Linked DNA regions of Homo sapiens: region 2 is linked to region 1. Evidence: read pairs that join two places in POLR2A ChIA-PET (ENCODE). Cell type or tissue: IMR-90. All regions are shown on one strand. Links, peaks and the distances in the headings refer to the core of each region. The heading gives the core; the rest is flanking DNA.

Region 1 (8,189 bases), core at 2,320-6,319:
CAGGCACCGGGCATGGACAGCCCGGCGGGCCTGTGAGGACCCCGCACAGCCAAGATGGCGGCGTCCGTGCGACAGGCACGCAGCCTACTAGGTGTGGCGGCGACCCTGGCCCCGGGTTCCCGTGGCTACCGGGCGCGGCCGCCCCCGCGCCGCAGGCCGGGACCCCGGTGGCCAGACCCCGAGGACCTCCTGACCCCGCGGTGGCAGCTGGGACCGCGCTACGCGGCTAAGCAGTTCGCGCGTTACGGCGCCGCCTCCGGGGTGGTCCCCGGTTCGTTATGGCCGTCGCCGGAGCAGCTGCGGGAGCTGGAGGCCGAAGAACGCGAATGGTACCCGAGCCTGGCGACCATGCAGGAGTCGCTGCGGGTGAAGCAGCTGGCCGAAGAGCAGAAGCGTCGGGAGAGGTGCGTGCGTGCAGGCAGACGCGGGGCTGCCCTCTGTGCCCCGTGGGCGAACTGGGCCCCAAACCGTGCCTACCCCTTCGGGGTCACGTCGCAGCATCTGCATGTTGTAGATTTATGTATACGCTCACCTGGCCGCAAAACAAACTCAGAATAACGTCCATTTAGTCATTCATCAGCAAGTTTTGTTTGTTTGTTTGTTTGTTTTTTGGAGACAAGAGTCTCGCTCTGTTGCCCAGGCTGGAGTGCAGTCGCAAGATCTTGGCTCACTGCAACCTCCGCCTCCCCGGTTCAAGCGATTCTCCCGCCTTAGCCTCCGGTGTAGCTGGGATTACAGGCGTGCACCACCACGCCCGGCAAATTTTTGTAGTTTTAGTAGAGACGGGGTTCCACCATGTTGGCCAGGCTGGTCTCAAACTCCTTACTTCAAGTGATCCACCTGCCTCAGCCTCCCAAAGTGCCGGGATTACAGGTGTGAGCCATCACGTCCGGCCATCACCACCAAGTCTTTACTGAGCGCATACCGTGTGCAAGACCCTGTCCCAGGCCGGGGGCGGTGGCTCGTGCCTGTAATCCCAGTTATTTGGGAGGCCGAGGCAGGCCCCAAAAGGGCCCTTAATATCAGATGGCGACAGCTGACAGGCAAGATAATACCAATGGTGACAGCCGACTAGTAGGAAGGTAAAAGAGTGAAGAGTGTGTGCCTGAGGGCAGCTTTGGTTTGGGAAGCCTCAGGCCTCTCTGAGGAGGTGATGTTTAAGCAAAGACCTGAATAACCAGACTTAGCTATGGGGCGATCTCTTGGGTAGAAAGTTTCTGGTAAAGGGAACAGCTGGGGCAAATGCCCTGAGATACGATATGCCTTAAAGAACAGCCAGGAAGCCAGTGTGGCTGGGGAAAAGGTGAGGGCAGGAAGGTGATGGGTCCTGGAACCAAGAGGGCAGAGGTCAGATACAGAGGCAGGTCTGAAGGACCAGGGGCATCTTTTTGTTGTTGTTGTTGTTGTTGTTTTGAGGCAGAGTTTTGCTCTTGTTGCCCAGGCTGGAGTGCAATCTCAGCTCACTGCAACCTCTGCCTCCCAGGATCAAGAGATTCTCCTGCTTCAGCCTCCCGAGTAGCTGGGATTACAAGCGCCCACCACCACACCCGGCTCATTTTTTGTATTTTTAGTAGAGATGGGGTTTCGCCATATTGGCCAGGCTGGTCTCAAACTCCTGACCTCAGGTGATCCATCTGCCTCGGCCTCCCAAAGTGCTAGGATTACAGGCGTGAGCCACCGCGTCGGGCCAGACCAGGGGCATCTCTTATAGATAATGCCACATCCTGGAGCGTGAAGGGGGTAGGTCAAGTGTGTTCCTGGTGTTTAATCTTCTTGTTTTCCTAATAGCCTTAAGAGGAAGAAGGGATTGCCCTAATTTTAGAGATGAGGAAACTGAGGCTTGGTGAAGTGAAGTCATGCGTCTGATCACCCAGGCAGGGAATCATGGAGCAGGGACTCCTGTTTCTGCCCCTCCTCAGCCAGATGACCATTATAGGGCTTAATTCTTTTACTTTTCTAATCCTTAAATGAGGCTGTCATAAAAAAGAACGAGATCATGTCCTTTGCAGGGACACGACGGGAGCTGGAGGCTATCATCCCTAGCAAACTAACACAGGAACAGAAAACCAAATACAACGTGTTCTCACTTGTAAGTGGGAGCTAAATGATGAGAACACATGGACACACAGGGGAGCAACACACACTAGGGCTTTTTGGAGGGTGGAGGGAGAGGATCAGGAAAAATGACCTCTAGGTACTAGGTTTAATACCTGAGTGATGAAATAAATCTGTACAAAAAAACCCCATGACACAAGTTTACCTACGTAACAAACCTGCACTTGTACCCCTGAACTTAAAAGAAAAAAATGGGGCTGTGACTGGTAGCTACAAACTCAAGGATTGGTGGGAAATGTCTTTCTTGCTTTCACTCCTGTGCCTAGAATTGGGCCTGGCCTCTGTACAGGAAGTGCTCAGCAATGTCTATGAAATAAAGGTGTGAAATTATCCATGGGAGTGGCACTTGGCTTGCTCAGTAGGCAGCTCAGTGAAATGCTGATTTGGCTTTGGCACCTGGGGTTTACTGGGGCTTGACATGCCCTTGTGATCAAATTCATGCACAGGTAACTTTCTCATCATCTCTTCCTGTTTCTTCACTTGTCAAGGGCTTTTCCTGACAGTTAATCTACTGGGGGAGTTGAGGAGGCAGGCTCGTGGGCAAAGGCCTATGGGTGAGATATGGGTGGGTGGGCTCTGCCCTGGCTGAGTGCCAGTGTCACAGCCCACTCTCCCTCCCCTGCAGGGAGCAGCACATCGCAGAGTGCATGGCCAAGATGCCACAGATGATTGTGAACTGGCAGCAGCAGCAGCGGGAGAACTGGGAGAAGGCCCAGGCTGACAAGGAGAGGAGGGCCCGACTGCAGGCTGAGGCCCAGGAGCTCCTGGGCTACCAGGTGGACCCAAGGAGTGCCCGCTTCCAGGAGCTGCTCCAGGACCTAGAGAAGAAGGAGCGCAAGCGCCTCAAGGAGGAAAAACAGAAACGGAAGAAGGAGGCGCGAGCTGCTGCATTGGCTGCAGCTGTGGCTCAAGACCCAGCAGCCTCTGGGGCACCCAGCTCCTGAGGCTTTGTCCCTTCCCAATAAAGCCTGCTACCTGGCAGTACCCCTGAAGAGATCTGCGTCCTCTCAAGGTGTGCCTCTCTGGGTCCCCTGGTTCCTCCCCCAATACTTAAGAGCTGGGGAATCCCCCACTTGGCTGTACTCAAAAGGGGACAGGGACTCTAGGCCCTGCTGACTAACTGGGGCTTCAGTGGGAGGAAAAGGGGGGTGTACAATGGGCAAATAATGGAGAAGCAGATGGCAGAAGAGAAGAAGGCTTCTGTTTACCAACATTCATCTCCAGTAATTAGCCAATTACAAGGCTGGTGGGGGGGGAAGTATAGCCAAAACAGACTGTGGTGATGATGGTGGGGGCCGGGGAGAAGCAGTCCTTGTAACGTTGGGCTGGGGTCCACTGCCTGGAAATGACACACTGGGGGAGGAGACACCGGAAGCCTCAATCTGCAGGGACTCACAGACTCCTCTCCCCCTTCCAGGCACCCGTCACCATGCCTGCCTGTGCCCAGCCAGCCCCCCAAGACCCAGACAGGTGGGCGCGGGGAGCCCCAGCAGGCACAGACCATAGGGCTAGTTTTTAAAACTTTATTCACTTCAAAACCTTTATCAGAGACACGGTTCTGTTCTGGGGTGGGGGTGGCCTTGACAATGAGCTGATGTTAGCCCTTCTCCAGGCTGGAGGCCAAGGCCAGACTGGGGAGGGGGCCTTGGGCCTTTCAGGACTTGCCCTAGATGGAAAGATTTGGGCCACTCCAATGGAGGATCAAAGTTGGGGCTCCAGCTTCCCCTCATCCTAGAAGAGGATGGGGGGGGGTCCTCAGGGGTTTTTCGGAGGATGGAGAGGCAAGCAGCCGCCTTTCCGTCTGGCTGCAGAGAGCTGGGACAGAGGCCAAGAGGGGCCCATCTGTCGCCTCCCAGTCCTGCCAGCTTCTCTGAGCAGGCTGGGCTGGGGAGGAGGACGGGGGGACAGCTGTCTGGCCCGGGAGATGGGAACAGGGGCCACTTTAGGAGGACAGGAAGCTGGACTGTTTGCTTGTTTTTTTAAGATTTTTGATTTTTTTTTCCATTTCTTAAATAAACATGAATATATATATATTTTTTCTTTTATAAAACTTTCATGGAATAAGGGTAGGGTGGGGGCTTCGGTGGCCTGGCTTCCTGGCATCACTCGTCATCAAAGTTCTGACTCAGGAGGAAGTTGGCAGCCAAGTTCTCATTTTTTTCACACGCGAAATAGGCCTGGATGACCAGGCTCTCTGGGAAGCCCAGGGCCTTCAACTGTGGGAAGATAGGTTAAGTGTGAGCAGGAGAGGGTAGGGGTCCTGCCCACCTGCAGTCACCCCTCAGCCAGGCCTCTTACCCTCTCTATAGCTTCTTTCTCCTGCGGCGTCACCTGGATGTAGTTCATCTGCGGGGCCTCCTCTCCTATGGCGCCCACCTCCCCCTCCACATCTGAGATGTCCGCCAGCTCCCCAGGGGGCTCGTTCAGCATCTGGATGAACTGCTCCTGGTGCCGGCTGATTTGCTGCAGGAGAGGGTGGGGAAGGGAAGGTAATTCACAGCCCTGGTCCCCTCCTCTCCCCAGGTCATCACAGCCCTTGCTTTTTCATTCAGTCAGGCAAATATCCAGAGGAGCCTGTTCTGGCCAAACACAACATAGCAGTCGACACAAGCCCTACCCTGGAAGAGCTGATGATGTGCTTTTAAGTGAGCCAAGAAATAAGCCGGGCACGGTGGCTCACACCTGTAATCCCAGCACTTTGGGAGGCAGAGGCAGGTGGATCACTTGAGGTCAGGAGTTCGAGTCCAGCCTGGCCAACATGGTGAACCCCCATCTCTACTAAGAATACAAAAAGTAGCCAGGTGTGGTGGCAGACGCCTGTAATCCCAGCTACTTGGCAGGCTGAGGCATAAGACTGAACCCAGGAGGCGGAGGCTGCAGTAAGCCACTGAACTCCAGCCTGGGCAACAGAGCAAGACCCTGTCTTGAATAAATAAATACATAAATAGGCTGGCTGCAGTGGTTCACACCTATAATCACTTCAGGTGATTCTAGACCAGCCTGGAGTTCGAGACCAGCCTGGCCAATATGGTGAAACTCCGTCTCTACTAAAATACAAAAATTAGCTGGGTGTGATGGCACGTGCCTGTAATCCCATCTACTCAAGAAGGCTAAGGTAGGAGAATCACTTGAACACAGGAGGCAGAGGTTGCAGGGAGCCGAGACTGTGCCACTGCACTCCAGCCTGGGCAAGAGACTCTCAAAAAATAAGTGAGTGAGCCAATAAATGAACCAGACAACTGCAAGTGTCTGGCTAGGAAGGAACTGCAGATGAGGGCTGGTGGAGAGGCCTGCAGTATGGCGGATGCAGAGGGTTTCCTCCAGGTAAAGCAAACAGCAAGTGCAAAGGCCCAGGGTGGATGCATCTGGGAAGTCTCAGAAACAGAAGCAGGAACAGAGTGAATGGGGCTGGGCACGGTGCCTCATGCCTGCAATCCCAGTACTTTGGGAGGCTGAGGCAGGCAGATCACTTGAGGTCAGGAGTTTGAGAGCAGCCTGACCAACATGGAGAAATCCCATCTCTACTAAAAATATAAAATTAGCAGGGCGTGGTGGCACATGCCTGTAATCCCAGCTACTCTGGGGGCTGAGGCAGGAGAATCTCTTGAACCCAGGAGGCGGAGGTTACGGTGAGCTGAGATCACGCCACTGCACTCCAGCCTGGGCAACAAGAGCGAAACTCCATCTCAAAAACAAACAAACAACAACAACAAAAAAAACAAAAAACAGCGAACAAGGGAAGGGGGAGGAGGCAGACAATGACACCAGAGAGGAAGGCCCAAGTCAGACCCATTTTCTAGAGCAGGGGGAAGCCACGGTGGTGACAGTTACATGGGAAAAGACGTGGTCTGTGGATCTTTTAGAAAGGTGAACTTGGCCGGGTGTGGTGGCTCACGCCTGTAACCTCAACAATTTGGGAGGCAAGGCAGGAGGGACTGCTTGGGCCCAAGAGTTCAAAACCAGCCTGGGCAACATAGACCCTGTCTCTATTCCCACCTACCAGCCCCCAAACCAAAAAAAGTGAACTCATCTGGGTGTTGGATTTAGGTATCTGGAAGTTCATTTGTTCATTTTTGTTTCTGTTCTTTTTGAGACACTCTCACTCTGTCACCCAGGCTGGAGTGCAGTGGGGCAATCTCGGTTCACTGTAATTTCTGCCTCCTGGGTTCAAGCGATTCTCCTGCCTCCACCTCCTGAGTAGCTGGGACTACAGTGGCCTGCCGCCATGCTCAGCTACTTTTTGTATTTATAGTAGAGACGAGTTTTTGCCATGTTGGCCAGGCTGGTCTAAAACTCCTGACCAAGTGGTCTGCCTGCCTTAGCCTCCCAAAGTGCTGGGATTACAGGCATGAGCCACTGTGCCCTACCTGGGTATCTGGAAGCTCTGATATAACTCTACCATTGTATGCATCTGATCATTTTCACATTAAAGAAGAAAGTGCTTTTCAGTCAGCCAGGTGTGATGGCTCATGCCTGTAATTGCAGCACTTTGGGAGGCCAAGGCGGGCAGATCATTAGGTCAGGAGATTGAGACCATCCTGGCTAACAGGGTGAAATCCCATCTCTACTAAAAATACAAAAAATTAGTCAGGCGTGGTGGCGGGCGCCTGTAGTCCCAGCTACTCGGGCGGGGGCAAAAGAATCGCTTGAACCCGGGAGGCGGAGGTTGCAGTGAGCCGGGATTGCGCCATTGCACTCCAGCCTGGGCGACAGAGCGAGATTTCCTCTCAAAAAAAAAAAGAAAAGAAAGTGCTTTTTAGTCATCTGCCTCATGGTTGAAAAGTGGACTGTGGGACTATGCAGTGGCAGAGGCCCAGGAAGAGGCTACCAGAGAGCTGGAGTGCAGGGAGGGGCTGAGTGGGAAGAGCAGACAGGACAAGGGGTAGACCCCAGCAGATCCCCAGGGCCTGGGGCTGAAGCAACCCCAAGCTAATCCTTGCAGAGATCGGGGAGGACTGGGGAGGTCTGTTCTAAGTCTTAGACGTCTAGTCTAGGGAGCACTTTGATGGAGAGTTAATTAAGCCAGCCATGGAGTGTGGCATTCAGAGAGGCCTGGGCTGGCTACATAGATTTGGGGGTTCCCATACAGACTGAAGGCCCCAGGACACTATGAGGGAGGGCTGAGTGCAGATGAAGAACACGACCGACCAGGAGGAGCTGGCAAGGGACTGAGAAGTGAGAGGAGAAGGGTCAGACAGCAGGGTCCTGAGCCAAGACCGGTAGGCACTTCACCGAGAACCCAGAGGAACCTACTTGCACCCAGGGGGCCACTCCCCCACTCTTCCTGTGAACCTTCAAGGGCAAGATGGAGCCTCACTGAGCAGAGTTGTCCCAGAGCCAACTGGGGCACAGCTGTCCTGGGTGACGTCATGCCACCTTACAGACATTTACGCAGCACCATCTGTATGTGAAGCCAGAGCCCCAGCCCAGGACCCCACCCCGAGGCAGGAGGCAGACACACACACTACCAGCTGCGTGACCCTGGGAATGACAGGCTGCTCTAAGTTTCCGGTGTCTTCTTCTGTGGGAGGTGATGTTGACAGCACCCACACCTTACAAGGTGGTTGGGAAGACTGAGAAACCAGGGGGGTCACCAGGTCACAGGAAGCACAGGGGCGTGGGGGAAGCATGTGCTTAGTCCTGCTTTCCGGACCTAGAACGATTCCTACGTGTTATGGACTCTGGTGCCCACAGGGAAGGGAAATGGTGGCTGCCCTAGCTCCCTCTGCCCTTGGGACCACACCTGTAAAAGCTGAGGGTTCTCCTGGCCCAGCTGCTGGAGCAGGGCGGGCAGCAGCGCAGGGTTCTGCTGAATCACCTGCCGCATGTTCTGGAACTGGGGCTGGTCCCGCAGGAACTCCAGGGGGTTCTCTCCTGCTGGTAGTAGGAAGGGGTGCAGTCAGACACCACGCCGGGCTCCTAGGAGCACTGCGGGGTGGAGTGTAATGTGAGTCAGGTACCTGGAGGGCAGATGCGGCATGTGCACACCCACCTGCTTCCGTGGCCGGCTGCTCCGATACCTGGCTCTCCTGGACAGAACCGTGTTCCGGCTCGGGGCTCCCAGGAATTCCCTG
Region 2 (4,000 bases), core at 1-4,000, 1.3 Mb before region 1:
GGTGACAGAGGGAGATCCTGTCTAATTAAAATTTAAAAAAAAAATTAGAAAGAAAATGAAGGCCAGGCATGAGCCACCACTTTAGGAGGCCGAGGCAGGCAGATCACCTGAGATCAGGAGTTCGAGACCAGCCTGGCCAACATGGTGAAACCCTGTCTCTACTAAAAATACAAAAATTAGTTGGGCATGGTAGCGTGTGCCTTTAATCCCAGCTACTTGGGAGGCTGAAGCAGGAGAATTGCTTGAACCCACGAGGCAGAGGTTGCAGTGAGCCCAGATCGCGCCATTGCGCTCCAGCCTGGGTGACACAGCGAAATTCCGTCTCAAAAAAAAAAAAAAAGGAAAAAAAGAAAAAGAGACACTGCCTCTAAAAAACAAATAAGTCTCTCTCTGTCTCTCTCTTTGTGTGTTTCTCTCACGCCTGTGGATTCTGTTTCTCTGGAGAACCCTGACTAACACAGCAGAACTTTACAAATTGTCTCTCTAGTCTGCAGCTACCCATTTTATAGATGAGAAAACTGAGGCCCAGGGAGGGGAATGGCTGCTCAGGGCCTCTGGAGTCCAGGACGCTTTCTGTTCCAATCCCACAGCCTCCCCCTTCCCTGTTTCCCATTGGAAGGAGCAAAAAGGGTTTAAACAGCAGAGAGATAAGGGAAGATCTAGAATCAGCTCCTCCCCTGGCTGGCTGGGTGACCCGGAACATCCACTCGCCCACTTGCCCCCTGGGTACCAGGCCCTGGGTTCAGTACCACAGAATCACTAGTGAGAAAGTGACTTCCTTTACTGAACTATCAATCCCTCTAATCCCTCAAAAAAAGCAAGTCTCAGGCTGGGCCTGGTGGCTCACACCTGTAATCCCAGCACTTTGAGACGCCGAGGCAGGGGGATCACCTGAGGTCAGGGGTTTAAGACCAGTTTCGCCAACATGGTGAAACCCCCTCTACTAAAAATACAAGAATTAGTGAGGCGTGGTGGCACATGCCTGTAATCTCAGCTACTTACGAGGCTGAGGCAGGAGAATTGCTTGAATCTAGAAAGTGAAGGTTGCAAGGAGATTGCACTATTTCACTCCAGCCTGGGTGACAGAGTGAGACTCTGTCTCAAAAAAAAAAAAAAAAAAAGCAATTCTTAGAGAGGTGCTAGCTAGCATGATTTTCACGCCCCTCCGATGCTTCCCAATCCAATTTTTTTTTTTTTTTTTTTTTTTTTTAGCCAAAAGAGCTGGTCCCAGCCTTACAGTCTTGACAAAGTATAGGGAGAATGTCATGATACTCTTTGCACTTTCATTATTTTTATTTTTCATTTCTTTTTTTTTTGAGACAAAGTCTCGGCTCTGTCACCCAGGCTGGAGTGTGGTGGCACAATCTCAGCTCACTGCAACCTCTGTCTCTTAGGCTCAGGTGATCCTCCCACCTCAGCCTCTCAAGTAGCTGGGACTACAGGTACATGCCACCATGCCCGGCTAATTTTTGTAGAGATGGGGTTTTGCTATGTTGCCCTGGCTGGGCTTGAACTCCTGAGCTCAAGCGATCCTCCACCCTCAGCCTCCCCGAGTGCTGGGATTATAGGCATGGGCTACTGCACCAAGCCTCATTTTGTCTATTTTATACTTGTTTGTGGCCACTCGTGGTGGTTTTGCATTCATGGCCATGAGAGAACATTCCTTTTGTGAGTGAGTTGGGTTAAGTTTCAAACCGAGTTAGTCCATTTTAGAAATAAAGTAAAATCGCTTGTGTGTAGCCTGGGACCCTGAAGAGCTTGCACCCAGCCACACTGGCCACACTGGCAGACTTACACAGCTGCATTCTGGAAGCAGTTCTTCAGCAATGGGGCACCCTGCAACTCAGCCTTCAGACACCTGGTCCCTTTTATTACTATTCTTTCTCTTTCTTTTGCTTTCCTTCTGTCTCTCTCTTTTCTTCCTTCCCTTTCCTTTCTTTCTTTCTTTTCTTTCTCTCCCCCTCCCCTCCCCTCCCCTCCACTCCCATCCCCTCCTGTCCTCTCCCCTCCCCTTCCTTTCCCTTCCTTTCCTTTCCCTTTCTTTTTCTTGACAGAGTCTTGCTCTGTCGCCCAGGCTGGAGTGCAGTGGCTTGATCTCAGCTCACTGCAACCTCCACCTCCCGGGTTCATGCCATTCTCCTGCCTCAGCCTCCTGAGTAGCTGGGACTACAGGCATGTGCCACCACACCTGGCTACTTTTTTTTTGTATTTTTAGTAGAGACGGAGTTTCACCATGTAGCCAGGCTGGTCTCGAACTCCTGACCTCAGGTGATCCACCCAGCTCGGCCACCCAAAGTGCTGGGACTTCAGCTGTGAGCCACCGTGCCTGGCTCCTTTTTTCTTTTTTTAGAGATGAGATCTCTCTCTGTTGCCCAGGCAGGAGTGCACTGGTGTGATCACAGCTCACTGCAGCCTCAAACTCCTGGGTTCAAGTGATCCTCCCACCTCAGCCCCCTGAGTAGTTGGGACTACAGTTGCACGACACCACACACGACTAATTTTTAGAATTATTTTTTGTAGACATGGGGTCTCACTCTGTCGCCCAGGCTGGGAGTGCAGTGGTGCGATCTCGGCTCACTACAACCTCCGCCTCCTGGGTTCAACCAGTTCTCCTGTGTCAGCCTCCCGAGTAGCTGGGATTAGAGGCACACACCACCACGCCCAGCTAATTTTTGTGTTTTTGTATTTTTAGTAAAGATGGGGTTTCACCATGTTGGCCAGGCTAGTCTCGAACTCCTGACCTCATGATCCACCCACCTCAGCCTCCCAAAGTGCTGGGATTATAGGTGTGAGCCACCGTGCCCAGTTAGCTTCTTGTATTTTTACCGGGCGCATCTGTCTGGCCTGCCTGCTGTGTGCTTGCCAAGGTGATGCGTTTGGGAAGATGGACGGAAAGTGATGAAACCAGGGGACCCTTGGGCTGCCTCCAGCCCAGACCTATTTGCTCTATTTTTATTTTTAGAGGTGGGGGTCTCACTCTGTCACCCAAGCTGGAGTGCAGTGGCATGATCATGGCTCACTGCAGCTTTGACCTCCTGGGCTCAAGTGATCCTCCCACCTCAGCCTCCTGAGTAGCTGGGACACAGGTGTGTGCCACCACACCCAGCTAATTTTTTTCTTTTTCTTTTTTTGTAGAGATAAGGTCTCAATATGTTTCCCAGGTTGGGGTCTCAAACTCCTGGCCTCCAGTGCTCCTCCTGATGCAGGAATAAGCAGGCCCCCAAAATTGGGGCTTAGGCTGGGTGGGTGACTCATGCCTGTAGTCCCAGCACCTTGGGATGCGAGGCGGGTGGATCATTTGGACCCAGGAGTTCGATACCAGCCTGGGCAACATAGCAAGATCCCATCTCTACAAAAATTACAAAAATTAGGCGGGTGTAGTGGCACAGACCTGTACTCCTGGCTACTTGGGAGGTTGAAATGGGAGGATCATCTGACACCCAGAGGTCGAGGCTGCAGAGAGTCGAGACTGCACCTCTGCATTCCAGCCTGGGTGTCGAAGACCCCTTCTCAAAAAAAAAAAAAAAAAAAAGCCAGGTGCAGCGGCTAATGCCTGAAATCCCAGCACCTCAGGAGGCCATGGTGGGTGGATCACCTGAGGTCAGGAGTTCAAGACCAGCCTGGCCAACATGGCAATATCCCATCTCTACTAAAAATACAAAAATTATCTGGGCTTGATGGCATGTGCCTGTAATCCCAGCTACTCGGGGAGGCTGAGGCAGGAGAATTGCTTGAACCCAGGAGGCAGAGGTTGCAGTGAGCTGAGATCGAACCACTACACTCCAGCAGCCTGAGCTACAGAGCGAGATTCAGTCTGAAGAAAAAAAAAAAAATTAGGGCTTAGCCCTGGAGGGTTCTTAGATTCACCCAAAAAGGAATTCAAGGGAGAGCTGGTGGTGTTAAACAGAAAATTTAGTGAAGAATCAGGGCTACCCAAAAGGCAGTGTGCCCAGAGTAGCAGCTCAGAGGTGCTGCTGTATTCACTCATATTTATATCCAT

The links. Peaks named below come from ENCODE experiments on the same cell type or tissue, not always from the same donor. Only the 100,000 strongest peaks of a DNase experiment are listed, where the experiment ranks them.
Region 2: POLR2A ChIA-PET joins it to region 1 with 7 read pairs; 2 of 35 experiments call an interaction of 5 or more read pairs at or near these places.

The regions. Positions count from the first base shown.
Region 1 is chr19:12,949,078-12,957,266 of GRCh38, reverse strand. It overlaps RAD23A (RAD23 nucleotide excision repair protein A), which reads right to left. Exons shown (of 9, transcript NM_005053.4): 6 at 8,108-8,186; 7 at 7,859-7,992; 8 at 4,414-4,578; 9 at 3,625-4,331. The coding sequence ends at 4,218. GADD45GIP1 (GADD45G interacting protein 1) reads left to right here and starts at 44. Exons shown (of 2, transcript NM_052850.4): 1 at 44-404; 2 at 2,741-4,148. The coding sequence starts at 55. The coding sequence ends at 3,059. RefSeq lists a silencer at 98-267 and enhancers at 1-568, 668-717, 3,561-4,760. In IMR-90, for the core only: no CTCF peak of the experiment used is centred there; a DNase peak (open chromatin) is centred at 4,256; H3K27ac peaks cover 1,800 bases.
Region 2 is chr19:14,300,634-14,304,633 of GRCh38, reverse strand. No RefSeq gene overlaps it. Among named protein-coding and RNA genes, the nearest start is that of LINC01842, 31 kb to the left of the region's middle. In IMR-90, for the core only: no CTCF peak of the experiment used is centred there; no DNase peak of the experiment used is centred there; H3K27me3 peaks cover 1,391 bases.